3 separate regions of the Homo sapiens genome follow, and regions 1 and 3 are each linked to region 2. A link is a contact called in ENCODE Hi-C or POLR2A ChIA-PET data. All regions are on one chromosome and are shown on one strand. Each heading gives the region's core, a stretch centred on a gene start or an enhancer-like site at or near the end of the contact. The rest is flanking DNA. Distances are from core to core; before and after follow the strand shown.

Region 1 (4,467 bases), core at 162-2,661, 1.9 Mb after region 2:
GTGATCCACGCGCCTCGGCTTCCCAAAGTGCTGGGATTACAGGCGTGAGCCACCGCGCCTGGCCACCATAATTTTTTAAAAAGCAATTCAGGGCCAGGTTCAGCAGTTCATGCCTATAATCTCAGCACTTTGCGGGGCTGAGGCAGGCAGATCACCTGAGGTCGGGAGTTCAAGACCAGCCTGGCCAACATGGTGAAACCCCATCTGTACTAAAAACACAAAAATTAACTGGGCATGGTGGCGCACGCCTGTAGTCCCAGCTACTCAGGAGGCTGAGGCACGAGAATTCCTTGATCCTGGGAGGTGGAGGTTGCAGTAAGCCAAGATCACAGCACCACACTCCAGCCTGGACAACAGAGCAAGATTCTGTCTAAAAAAAAAAAAAAAGAAAAAAAAGAAAAGAAAAAGTCAATTCAGGACCTATGTCTAGGCACCTCAGTAGCTGAAAGAGCAAAAATTACACCAACCCAAAATGGCAACCCACAGCCCAACAGTGGCCACCCCATGTTCTAACAGCTAAGCATTATGGGTCCTGGAGAACACAGCTGTAGGGTATGTTTGTCTTCTCTAATCCAGGCTCTCTGGGAGCTGTTCAACCCAGGGGCCTTGTGGAACCCAAACTGTGTACCCACCACCCCTGCTCCCAGAGCAGTTACAGCCAGGTGGATCCAAGCAAAGATGTGAGAGGAGGGAAGGATGCACCCATGGGGGAGGAGCAGGGAGCCAGGGGAGCCATCCTGGCAACCTGAGGCCCCAGGAAAGGGTGTTGGCACCGGTGGCCGCAAGGGGCACTGGGAGATGAGGCCGACGGCCATCTGCTCACATCCCCCACCACAACCAGCCCGTTCCCTGGCCTTGCTCTTGGGGAGGTAGGGAGGAAGGCTGAGGGGGGGTGCCATCCCTTGGGCACACCTCTGCCAGGTTTTCTCATTACCCACAAGAGTGGCAGAAAACTGTTGCTCAGCCAGGCTCTGGAAGACTACAGCATCTGTGGGGTTTTCTGTAATAGGGAGGCCCGTGGCAATAGAACCCCCAATCTTTGAGGACAGTGTAGCGGGGAGACCGGAGGAGAAAGCCAAGTGGAAGGGAGATTAGTGATGGAGCCCGGTGAAGACGCCCAGGCCTGGCTGTCTTCTGGGCGTGGCCTAGGACCACCCCACTGCGGGCTGCTGGGATGACAGGGCAGGGCCAGAGCTGGATGTCTGCAGACGGACCCAGAGGGAGAACAAGTGTGTTCCTGAAGGAGGCCCCCTTAACCCCGGCCTGAGGCACCCCCTGTGCCACTGCCCTGTGCTGAGCTCAGCCTGGCTTCCAGCCAGGCCACTGAAGAGGCCCCAGGTAGGGGAAGACAGACCCAGAGCTGGCCCATTCTCTGGGCCACCCACCTGCAAGCCTCTACACTAGCATGAAAAGCAAACTTCTGTTGCCATGGAAACACAGCAGGTCTTTGGGGCCCCTCCTCAGCAACCACCACTTCCCTCCTTTGTGGCAGTTTCTGAACTGCATCCTGTGAACTCTCAGAGGTGCTTCAGACTCACAGATACCCGATTTTATGAGTAAAATATATGCAAACACTTAAAACACTCTCCAGCCTTCAATAGCAAACACGGACACTGGGAGCCCCTCGGCCTCCATGCCGTCTGCCCAGGGTAACTCAGCTCGTGCAGCCGCCGTCAGTGCAAGGCCACCCAGAGTGTGAAGCAAGCTGCTAAAAACCCCGCCACCACCTCACTGGGCAAGCCTGGGCTCCTCCATCCTGCGCAACCCAGATGCAGCAGCAGAACAAATCTGACCGTGAAGCTGCAGCTGCAGTTATCTCCTTACTTATCCAAATTGTGGGCTTTCCAAATTAATCCCATTGTTCCTATGCACTGACTTTATAATAAGTAAATGTTATCAATGTAAATTAGTCATTGATATTCATACCATATTTCCCATTTGACATAATGGAGTTTCATGCATAATTTAGATTGAAAAGGGGGATTTCTCTCCTGAAAAAAAAGTGTGGAAACTTTCATGAGTGTCCGTGTGAAGAGACCACCAAACAGGCTTTGTGTGAGCAATAAAGCTTTTAATCACCTGAGTGCAGGCGGGCTGAGTCCGAAAAGAGTCAGCAAAGGGAGATAGGGGTGGGGCCGTTTTATAAGATTTGGGTAGTTAAAGGAAAATTACAGTCAAAGGGGGGTTGTTCTCTGATGGGCAGGAGTGGGGGTCACAAGGTGCTCAGTAGGGGAGCTTTTGAGCCAGGATGAGCCAGGAGAAGGAATTTCTCAAGATAATGTCATCAGTTAAGGCAGGAACAGGCCGTTTTCACTTTTGCGGTGGAATGTCATCAGTTAAGGCAGGAACAGGCCATTTTCACTTTTGTGGTGGAATGTCATCAGTTAAGGCAGGAACTGGCCATCTGGGATATGATGGCTTAGCTTGGGCTCAGAGGCCTGACATTCCTGTCTTCTTATATTAATAAGAAAAATAAAACGAAATAGTGGTAAAGTGTTGGGATGGCGAAAATTTTGGGGGATGGTATGGAGAGATAATGGGCTGCTTCGAGCGGGATTAGGGGTGGTGTGGGGACCTAGAGTGGGAGAGATTAAGCTGAAGGAAGATTTTGTGGTAAGGGGCGATATTGTGGGACTGTTAGAAGAAACATTTGTCATTTAGAATTATTGGTGATGGCCTGGATACAGTTTTGTATGAATTGGAAAACTAAACAGAATAAGAGAAGGAGAAAAACAGGTATTAAAGGTCTAAGAATTGGGAGGACCTAGGACATTTAATTAGAGAGTGCCTAAAGAGATTCAGCATAGTCCTGCCAGCAAAGATTATTTATTTACTTTAAGAGTTAAGAGTGGCAGTTTGGGGATAGCACCAGGAGATATCAGCTGTGATGGCTTGGAGAAACAGTGTAAACTGCCAGTGTAAACAAGAGCAGGGCATGTATGAGTAGTTGAGAACGGTGAATAGGAGTATGACTAGACAGAACATAGTAGGGATGACAAGTTTTTTGGGGCACAGTCTAAGTTGGTCTGGTGTCTGGAATGAGACTGGGGCCTAATAAAAAGGAGCGTCTAAACAGGAGCTTAAATGGGCTGTACTTTGTAGCATTCCGAGGACAAGCCTGAATTCTGAGAAGGGAAAGTGGTAAAAGTATGGTCTAGTCTTTTTTAAGTTGGTGGCTGAGCTTGGTGAGGTGTGTTTTTAAAAGACCTTTAGTCCGTTTACCTTTCCTGAAGACTGAGGACTGTAAGGGAGATAAAGGTTTCACTGAATACTAAGAGCCTGAAAAAATGCTTGGCTGATTTGACTAATAAAGGCCGGTCTGCTATCGGACTGTATAGAGGTGGGAAGGCTAAACCAAGGAATTATGTCTGACAGAAAGGAAGAAATGACCGCAGTGGCCTTCTCAGACCTTGTAGGAAAGGCCTCTACATATCCAGTGAAAGTGTCTACCTAGACTAAGAGATACTTTCGTTTTCTGACTCGGGGCATGTGAGTAAAGTCAACTTGCCAGTCCTGGGCAGGGACAAATCCTTGAGCTTGATGTGTAGGGAAGGGAGGGGGCCTGAACAATCCCTGAGGGGTAGTAGAATAGCAGATGGAACACTGAGAAGTGATCTCCTTGAGGATAGATTTCCAGGATGGAAAGGAAATGAGAGGTTCTAAGAGACGGGCTAGCGGCTTGTAACCTACATGGAAGAGGTTATGAAATGACGACAGAATAGAATGGGCCTGTGAGGCTGGAAGGAGATATTTTCCTTGGTCTAAGAACTATTTGCCTTGTGTGGGAAGAGATTGATAGGTGGAAGTTTCAGCAGGGGAGTAGGTGGGAGTGACTGAGGGGAAGGAGAAAAAGTGAAAGTGAGGGATATAAGTTGGAATGCTAGCTGCTTTTTTAGCTATCTTATCAGCATAAGCATTGTCCTGAGCGATGGGATCTGATGCCCTTTGATGGCCTTTGCAGTGAATGACTCTAGCTTCCTTTGGAAGTAAAGCAGCTTTGAGAAGCATTTTTATTAAAGAGGCATTAATGATAGAGGACATTTGTGTAGTGAGGAAACCTCTTGCATGGAGGTGCAGGATATGGAAGGCATATTTAGAGTCAGTATAAATATTGACATTTAGTCCTTTTGCAGGAGTGAGGGCTTGACTTAAGGCAATGAGTTCGGCTTGCTGAGAGGTAGTGGAGGGGGAAAGAGCGGTAGCCTCAATGATAGATGTGGAAGATACTATAGCATAGCCTGCCTTTGCTGGTGAGTGGAGATTAGGCTTGGTGGAACTGCCATCAATAAGCTAAGTGTGTTCAGGGTGAGGAACATGAAAGAAAGAAATGTGGGGAAATGGGGTGAACGTCAGGTGGATCAGAGAGAGGCAGTCATGAGGGTCAGGTGTGGTATCCGGAATAATGTGGGAGACTCAACAAAGAGTGAGTACAGCTGAAGGAGCCGGGAAGCAGACAGTATATGTGTC
Region 2 (4,575 bases), core at 1,672-4,171:
TATAGATACATGCCAACATGCCTGGCTTTTTTTTTTTTTTTTTTTTTTTTAGTAAAGATGAAATCTCACTATGTTGCTTAGGCTGGTCTCGAACTCCTGGGCTCAAGTAATCCTCCCATCTAGACCTCCCAAAGTGCTGGGATTACAGGTGTGGACCACTGCACTCAGCCTGATGAATTTTTAAAATTATCAAATTGCAATATGCATGAGTTTACACATCTATTATTTTTATTATGATGATTTTCAAAAGGCTAGCTTGCACTTGGCAATGCTGAATTCTGATTCTTCTCAATTTCACAGGAGACTGGAGATTAAATCAGAAATGTTAAGGGCAAACAAAATTAAAATCAACATTAATGATGTATCATGGCAAAGACCACCAGTTAAACATTCCACCATAGATTTAAATATCTAGCCTCCAACAATGTAAAACATCTTTGTGATAATTAAGGAAAACAAAGCTTTTGGAATCTATTGGACATTTATTTGCCACATTGTGTTTTCAGGAGAAAGAAAGTACATGTTTGCTATCTGGAGGAACTTGGGCAAATGTAGGAAAAAAAAAAGAAGAAGAAAGAAACCCACATACTTCTCCATTCTTAAGAAAAGGAAGTAGTGGTGACATCATTCTCGGCTAAAATGTAGTCTGTTTATATCTCAAATATTCGGTAACAATGTTTTCTCCAGAGTTATGAAGCAACTAGAACAATCAAATACAATTTTCTTCTAAATCTTTATTGCCTGATTCATTCATTCATCCAACAAATATTTATTAAACATCGATTATGTGTTTGATGCTTAGGGACACAATAGTAAGTGGAGGGAAAGATACATAATACCTGCCCTCAAGAAATTTGGAGTTGAGTGGAGGATAGAAATATAAATTAAAGAATGACACAAATAATTATAAAGTTACAGCTGTTAAAAGAAAAGCATATGGTGCCAAGAGAACGTGTAATACAAGATCTACTCATGGAGGTGAGGGAAAGCTTGCCCATCAAAGAAGTTATGATTCAATCCACGAAGACCAGGAGTTGGCTGGGTGAAGAAAAAAAGGTCAGAGGAAGGAAGTCCACACTGGGGAAGGCTCTAAGCATAAAGGGTAGGAGGATTACAGAGGCATATTCACGAAATTTGGAGAAGGCTTTCAGTAAGCAAGGAGAAGCCAAATGAAAGTTTACGGGAGAGTTGGAGGCTTGAAGACACGTTCAAGGATCTGGTTTTTATCTTCTCTTTATCTCAAGAGCAGTGGGAAGCCATTAAATGATTTTAATCAGAGGGTTGGTATAACTAGTTTTGTATTTTGAAAAGCTGAATTCAGCTCTCGTTTGAGAAACTGAGTGAAAGAGCCCAGAACGGCCGTGGCTGAGGGTGACTCGTGGGAGACTCCTACACAAGCCATGGCAGTGGCATGGGCTGGTGGCAGAAGAGGGAATAGGGAGAAGATTTGGAACTCAATCTTCCTCCATTGACAAAGTCACTCCAGCTTTGGCAAGGCAATTAATTGGTGGGAAAGAAGATGCCTAGCCCTCCTGATTTCACTGCACTTTCTGCATCTTCAACATGAGTACTGGGAAGTGGCAAAACATCCAGAGGCAGCTTGGGTGCTAGGTGGAGCATGAGTTAAAATTCCAGGATGAAGCAAATGAACACTTAGAATGACAGGAAAGATTTGGGAGTTGGGTTTGGGGGAGGGCTATTTACCTTTATTCCCTGGAGACCCTGGCACAAACCCTTGCCTCTGCAATCTTCCTCTCAGGTAAAGGAATTCATTAAATGAATTGCTAGAAGATCTACTGACCAGAGGGCTGTACAGAATCATATCTTTGAGAGTGGGAAGTAGGTTGATCACATAGTTTATTATCCAATCAGGACATATCTGAAAGAGAAAGGGGGTTCTATTAATATTTAAACTACAAAACATGTACACCAGGAATGTCTTGGGCAAATCTGGTTGCCCTAGCAAGAAAGGAAATTTGAAAGTTTATACTGTTCTGCTCCCATGTTACCCCGTTTGCACATGAGAGGGTAAGTATTCTCTTTCTTCACCTGCATTAAGGGAATAAAAGCACAAGCATTCAGGTGACTCCCAACCCACTTTTAATTTTACAGTTTCTGCTATACTCTATACATTCTGAAAATTACATTTCCCACCACTATCACTTCGTGATAGGTGATCATTTACAATTACTCACTGACTCAGTCCCGGGAAGAGGCGGTGCAAAATGGGACGCTCTATCCAGGTGCTCATTAGAAATGCAGAATCTCTGCCTGCCTCCTAGACCTACTGAATTAGAATCTGCATTTTTAAATAAGATTTCCAGGTGATCAATATGTACATTAAAACTTGAGAAAAACCTCTAGACTTCGACCTAAAGAAAAACATTTTACAACTTGACAGTGTATGCACATACATACATGCATATAGACACAACTGAAGCACAAATTTAATGAAGTAGAATTTACCGTTACTATTTTATTTGGGAAAGAAATGTGCTCGCGACTCAATAGATTGGAGTATTCACTCCTGGATCTCAACTTGCAATTTGAAAACGCATCTCTAAAGCACCTAGGAGCAATCTGAAGAAAGCTGAGGGGAGGCGGCAGATGTTCTGATCTACTAGGGAAAACGTGGACGTTTTCTGTTGTTACTTTGTGAACTGTGTGCACTTAGTCATTCTTGAGTAAATACTTGGAGCGAGGAACTCCTGAGTGGTGTGGGAGGGCGGTGAGGGGCAGCTGAAAGTCGGCCAAAGCTCTCGGAGGGGCTGGTCTAGGAAACATGATTGGCAGCTACGAGAGAGCTAGGGGCTGGACGTCGAGGAGAGGGAGAAGGCTCTCGGGCGGAGAGAGGTCCTGCCCAGCTGTTGGCGAGGAGTTTCCTGTTTCCCCCGCAGCGCTGAGTTGAAGTTGAGTGAGTCACTCGCGCGCACGGAGCGACGACACCCCCGCGCGTGCACCCGCTCGGGACAGGAGCCGGACTCCTGTGCAGCTTCCCTCGGCCGCCGGGGGCCTCCCCGCGCCTCGCCGGCCTCCAGGCCCCCTCCTGGCTGGCGAGCGGGCGCCACATCTGGCCCGCACATCTGCGCTGCCGGCCCGGCGCGGGGTCCGGAGAGGGCGCGGCGCGGAGGCGCAGCCAGGGGTCCGGGAAGGCGCCGTCCGCTGCGCTGGGGGCTCGGTCTATGACGAGCAGCGGGGTCTGCCATGGGTCGGGGGCTGCTCAGGGGCCTGTGGCCGCTGCACATCGTCCTGTGGACGCGTATCGCCAGCACGATCCCACCGCACGTTCAGAAGTCGGGTGAGTGGTCCCCAGCCCGGGCTCGGCGGGGCGCCGGGGGTCTTCCTGGGGTCCCCGCCTCTCCGCTGCGCTTGACAGTCGGGCCCGGCAACCCGGCCCCCGGGCGGAAACGAGGAAAGTTTCCCCCGCGACACTCACGCAGCCCGACTCCCGTAGCTGCAGGGATTGTGAGTTTTTCTTGAAAAAGAGAAGGAAAGTTCAGTTGCAAGGGGCGCGGGGCACGTTTGGTCCCCTTTGTGCGAGCAGGAAAGGCGTTGTGTTGGCCGCGTTCGAGGCGAGCCCCCACCCCCGGAAAGGGAAGTTTGAGAAGTTGGTTATCTGAAGGCGGCCGGGGAGCAGCGGCCCGGAGCGGCAGCCTGAGCTGCCAAAGCAGCCAGCGCACCTGGGCCACTCCGCCCATGGCGATGCCGCGTGCCCACCCAGCTCTTTCTGAGCCACCCGTTCAAAAGGCCAGCTCCTCAGTCCTTAGCTCCTGGAGACGGCCACGCTTTCCCTCAGGCCGGCTTCTTGGCCCGGAGTTTTTGGAAACAAGTTTCAAGAAAATAATCGATTTCCAAAAGAAAGTTAGCTGGCTCCACTGACGCCTTGGCATGGATGGATAGGGAGTGGAGATGCTCAGGTGAAACCGAGAATCCCTCACTGAATGCCTACTGGGTGCTAGAGGCTGTAGATTTTGCCTGGAACAAGATAGTCCTGTCTTCAGGGAGTTGATGGTTCTATGCAATTATCGTTTGTTGGAAACCGAAGGGTTAAAATCCTAACTAGGCTACCCACCTGATCGCTGTCTCTGAAGGTTTTTAAGGAAAAAATAAAAATAAAAAAATATATATATATATTATATATATATAAATATATATATAATTATATATATAAATATATATAATATTAATATATATATGCATGCAGGAATGGGGGTTCTTAACTATTTGTTATGGAAAGTGTAAAACCTCTGAGACTTCAAAAGTTAGATTTTTTTTTTTTGGAGACGGAGTCTCGCTCTGTCACCAGGCTGGAGTGCAGTGGCGCAATCTCGGCTCACTGCAACTTTGCCTCTGGGTTCAAGCGATTCTCCTGCCTTAGCCTCCCGAGTAGCTGGGATTACAGGCGCGTGCCACCACGCCCAGCTAATTTTTGTATTTTTAGTAGAGACGGGGTTTCACCATATTGGCCAGGGTGGTCTCGATCTCTTGACCTCGTGATCCGCCCACCTTGGCCTCCCAAAGTGCTGGGATTACAGGCGTGAGCCACCGCGCCCGGCCAAAAGTTAGACTTTTTGC
Region 3 (4,698 bases), core at 676-3,175, 1.3 Mb after region 2:
ACTATATCAAAAACTAGAAAAGGTGCAGAACAATGCAAATGCTTATACCCTACTGGATGGCATTAAACTGGCACATCCACTTTAGAAAACAACTTAACATCATCTTATAAAATGGAACATCCAAATACCCTGAAGCCCAGTGGATATAGTTTGGATATCTGACCTCTCCAAATCTCAGGCTGAAATGTGATCCCCAATGTTGGAGGTGGAGCCTAAGGGGAGGCACTTGGGTCATGGGGGCAGATCCCTCACAAATGGCTTGGTGCCCTCCCTATGGTAATAAGTGAGTTCTCACTCTGTTAGTTCTGTTAGTTTACCAGTTAGCTCTGTTAGAGCTGGTTGTTTAAAGGAGCCTAGCATCTCCTCCTCTCTCTCTTGCTCCCTCTCGCCATGTGACATGCCTGCTCCCTCCACTTTCCATCTTGAGTAAAAGTTCCCTGAAGCCTCACCAGAAGCCAAGATGCTGGTGCCATGCCTGTACAGTCTTCACAACCATGAGCCAAATAAACCTCTTTTCTTTATAAATTACCCAGTCTCAGATATTCCTTTATAGCAATGCAAAACGGACTAACACACCAACAATTCAACTTCTACATCAACATCACAAGGAAATTCTTGCGTGTGTGTACTGGGAGATACATACTAACTTACACACAGCAGTAACACCGTTCACAGAGGAAGAAATGGTGAACAACCTAAATACCCATCACCAGGATAAAAAATTTGTGACATAGTCACACAAAGAATGTTATACAGCATTGAAAAGAAATGCACTGAAGTTAGACACAATAACGGGAATCAATTTTGGAAACAAAACGGGAAAAAAAAAAGACTTGCAGAAAACTATATACAACATCCTTTTAAAAATATAAAACTGAGAAACAAAACTAAATAATACAGAGAGATAACACACATTATTTTTGTAAAATATCTATTATAAAAATACTTTATATTATACAAAGGTGAAGGAATGATGAACTTGAAACTCAAGAGTTAGTGGTTACCTAAAAGAGGGGAGGAAAGGATTGAGTTGAAGAAGAATACTTGGGCAGATGAGCTACTAGTGGTTATATTATCCTTCCTAGAGTGAATGGTGAGCTCATGCCTGTTCATTTTCTTATGCTCTGTTACATATATGATTGCATATATTCTTTAATATAAATCAATTATATTTTTCAAATATTAGAAAAAAGCTATTTAGATCATTTATTCTATGATTGTATACAATTATAAAAATAGAAACTAATATATAAATGTTAATTTAAACTATATAATTATATATTTAAATTATATGGAGTATTTATTATTATTCCCATTTTACTGATGAAGAAACTGAGAGTTAAAAAGGTAGGATAACTTTACACATCCAGTTAAGTGAAAGTGACAAACTAAGCTTTTCATTAACTTTAAAACCCATGCTTTAACACCGTGCTATACTCTTAAGATTTCCACCAGCGAAGAAAAAAATTAGATATAATTCACAAGATTCAAGAATCCCTGCCTAAAACTCCATTAGTGTGCAACTCTTACAGAACTCCTACTATAATCTGTGCCTTCCATGAGTGGTGGGAAATGAGTATTGTTTATTAGGATTTGTTAGCTCTAAAGACAAACTTATTTACATGTTAACATATAGTCATATTAAACAAAAGACTCTTAAATTCAATGAAATTTGGAATTTATAGAAAACCTACGATAAAGCATTTTGTTTTATTTTGCAAATGCAAATAAAGAATCCTGGTGCAAAGTGGAAAGCCATGCCTTAGTACACATTAGGTGGATTAAGAAATATGTTTTCTTCAGTGAGGCAAAACTATTCAAGTGATAAATTCATCTGTTTGTCCAGGTTCTTTTCTTGTTTTCACCTTCTGAGCTTCTTTCACTTCCCTTCAAGAGTCATGTTTCCTCTCTCACCCTAGATCTTAACCAGGTGGCACTTCCTCCAAAAGAGTTCCCCACCCTACATCCAGGCGTATCCCTCGTCACGCTCCGTGAGAGCACTTTGCATGCTGCAGTTCAACCACTGCTGTGCATCTTCTTCCTAGCCCACCAGCAACTTGGGGCAGGAACCCATCTACAATAGTCCCCACTGTACCTTCAGGCACAGCATGGGGAGCAATGAGAAGGAATCAACAACTGAATGAAGGGATGATCATACTACTATGTAAAATCCATTCACACGAAAGGATCAGAGGGAACACAGAATAGTAGGAAGGATGTGGCACTTGGAATCAGACTGACCTGTGTTAGAATGTCCCCCCAACATCAGTTGGCTCTGATATTACTAAATATTAAATATTACTAAAACCTGCCCGCCTTGTGTGGTTATTAGAATTAGTGGTGATAATATGTGTGAAGATGATTCTCTCAGGTACTAATCAGTGACTTTAAACTGTGGCTGTCGGGGAAGGGTCCTATATTCTGGTTCAACTGGTCCAGGATGGGATCTGGTGATGAAATTTTTGTAAAATCTTCCTACTTTTTTTTTTTTTTTTTTTTTGAGACGGAGTCTCATTCTGTAGCCCAGGCTGGAGTGCAATGGTGCAATCTCGGCTCACTGCAACCTCCGCCTCCAGGGTTCAAGCAATGCTCCGCCTCAGCCTCCTGAGTAGCTGGGATTACAGGCGCCCACCACCATGCCTGGCTAATTTTTTTGTATTTTTAGTAGAGACGGGGGTCTCACCATCTTGGCCAGGCTGGTCTTGAACTCCTGACCTCGTGATCCATCCACCTCAACCTCCCAAAGTGCTGAGATTACAGGCGTGAGCCAGCGCGCCCGGTCCTCAGATACTTTTAATATGCAGAAAGGTTTCAGAACCTCTCCACGGGACAGAAGCAAGGCAGGAAATAACATCTGCAGAGCCTTGCTGTGTCCAACACTCAGTTGCCACACATTATATTATTTAATACCCCCACACACACAAAGAGTGGGCACTGCTTCCCCCTTACCAAGCAGAAGTGATTCTGTTGTTGTTGTTGTTGCTGTTGAGGACAGGGTCTAGACTGGAGTGCAGTGGCTTGATCACAGCTCACTGCAGCCTCAGCCTCCTGGGCTCAAGCAATCCTCCCACCTCAGCCTCCTAAGTAACTGGGACTACAGATGCATGCCACCACACCTGGCTAATTTTTGTATTTTTTGTAAAGACGGTTTTACCATGTTTCCCAGGCTGATCTCAAGCTCCTGGGCTCAAGCAATCTGCCAGCCTCAGTCTCCCAAAGTGCTGGAATGACAAGTGTGAGCCACCACACCTGGCCACAATGGCCATTCTTCATTAACCCTTTTCCTTCTCCCTCTCAATCATGTCAATTTTCTTCAAAAAAGAGACAGCTAAACTTTCAGACAAGTCACCATACGTGAAGATGTTCAAAAGCTCTATGTGTATGTGAGGAGTGTGTGTGACAGAGAGACAGAGACAGAGAAATGAAAGAGGAGGAGAGAAGGAACTGGGGCAAGAGGCAACAGAATGACGCCTTTTTCCATCAGAGAGTTCAGCAGCTTCAGTGCTGTGGTTGATTCCTTAACATCAAAGCTAAATAGGAACTTGTTTCCAGCTCCAGTTGTTGCAGCTGACTGGTCCTATAATTTCTAGCATGCACAAAGCATGTCAAAATCCTCAACAACAAAAATCATTAAGAGAAGTCTGGGTTCATCCTTTAACCCTAGAACAATTAAATGTGTGAGGTGCCCGTGCATTGGCCCATTTGCTCCTTCTGCACATGAATTCCCATTAACACCAGTCCCAAGAGGGAAGAAAAAGGGGTCAGAAAGATGGCTGCCTGGCCAAGATGCCACAGGCCTGGAGGAGGTACTGAATTAAATGGCCTCTAAGCCCCTCAACTCTAATCCTCTACAAAGAGCCTTTGTGCATTGCTAACACTAGGCTGGAAAGGAAAAAGAAGCAACAATCCCAAGTTCCATGAGGAGGGCTTCTGGTTCTTTCTACTTGCAGCAATCAGGCATAATTTTAAAGCTAGCCGTCTCAGCAATAAAAAGGAATCCACGACTGATAAGACACAACGACATAAATGAATCCCAAAATGTTATGCTGACTAGAGGAAGCCAGACACAGTAAGTATATATTGTGTGATTCCATTTATATGAAATGCTAGAGTAGGCAAAAACCAATCTATATTGGGGGCAGGGGGAAGGATGGTGGTTGCCTGGAGTGGGGAGGAGCAAGAGACACAACAGAAGCTTCTGGGGAGATGGTAATGTTCTATGCCTTGACAGAGGTTGGGTAAAAATGCATGCAGTTGTCAAAACTTAGCAATGTACACTTAGGATTTGTGCATTTCATTGTGAAATTTTACATCAAGAGAAATAATTGAAAACAAATATTGTTAATGATATGTGTTAATGACATGCATGCTAAAATATTTATGACTATACTAATGTCAGCAGTTTGCTCTGAAATGTATAAAGAAATAAAATGGATCTATGGATGAGACAGATGGACAGACATGTAAAAAACTAGGTATAATAAAATGTCAGTTGTAGAATCCAGGTGGTAGATACTTGTGTGTTTACTGTACAATTCTTTCAACATTTCTGTATATTTGAAATTTTTCATAATAAAATGAGGGAGGGGGCAGTTAGCCACATAGAAGGTAGATGGGTGGATAAGGTAAGCTAATTGCTAAGAAAAAATCATAGAAGCTACTGGCATCCAGGCATCCACTGGGGTTTAATGCAGCGTG

What was found. Hi-C counts contacts between places; a loop is a spot of excess contacts on that map. ChIA-PET counts read pairs that join two places held with the same protein, here RNA polymerase II (POLR2A). Pooled maps may share reads with other maps.
Region 1: a loop to region 2 is called in a pooled map, with 7 times the contacts of the local background. The contact joins the enhancer-like site here to the promoter of TGFBR2 in region 2. A Hi-C loop is called at or near these places in 3 of 50 pooled maps.
Region 3: a map of OCI-LY7 shows a loop between it and region 2 (3-fold over the local background). The contact joins the enhancer-like site here to the promoter of TGFBR2 in region 2. A Hi-C loop is called at or near these places in 1 of 168 maps with a recorded cell type or tissue (OCI-LY7) and 2 of 50 pooled maps. POLR2A ChIA-PET finds 5 or more read pairs at or near these places in 1 of 52 experiments (PC-9).

The regions. Positions count from the first base shown.
Region 1 is chr3:32,458,925-32,463,391 of GRCh38, forward strand. No RefSeq gene overlaps it. Among named protein-coding and RNA genes, the nearest start is that of CMTM6, 42 kb to the right of the region's middle. RefSeq lists an enhancer at 1,091-1,801 and a silencer at 2,193-2,487. Within about 2 kb of position 1,412, at least 12 of the 41 ENCODE cell types and tissues checked have a DNase peak (open chromatin) inside an H3K27ac peak, as active enhancers do.
Region 2 is chr3:30,603,680-30,608,254 of GRCh38, forward strand. TGFBR2 (transforming growth factor beta receptor 2) reads left to right here and starts at 2,922. Exons shown (of 7, transcript NM_003242.6): 1 at 2,922-3,298. The coding sequence starts at 3,205. It overlaps LOC105377015 (translation initiation factor IF-2-like), which reads right to left and starts at 3,245. Exons shown (of 2, transcript XM_047449400.1): 1 at 2,467-3,245; 2 at 720-1,879. The coding sequence starts at 3,245. The coding sequence ends at 2,805. RefSeq lists a silencer at 2,996-3,095.
Region 3 is chr3:31,950,451-31,955,148 of GRCh38, forward strand. The region is part of intron 1 of OSBPL10 (oxysterol binding protein like 10); the gene reads right to left. Among named protein-coding and RNA genes, the nearest start is that of OSBPL10, 28 kb to the right of the region's middle. RefSeq lists an enhancer at 2,060-2,109. Within about 2 kb of position 1,926, at least 3 of the 41 ENCODE cell types and tissues checked have a DNase peak (open chromatin) inside an H3K27ac peak, as active enhancers do; they include OCI-LY7, where a contact is called at or near this core.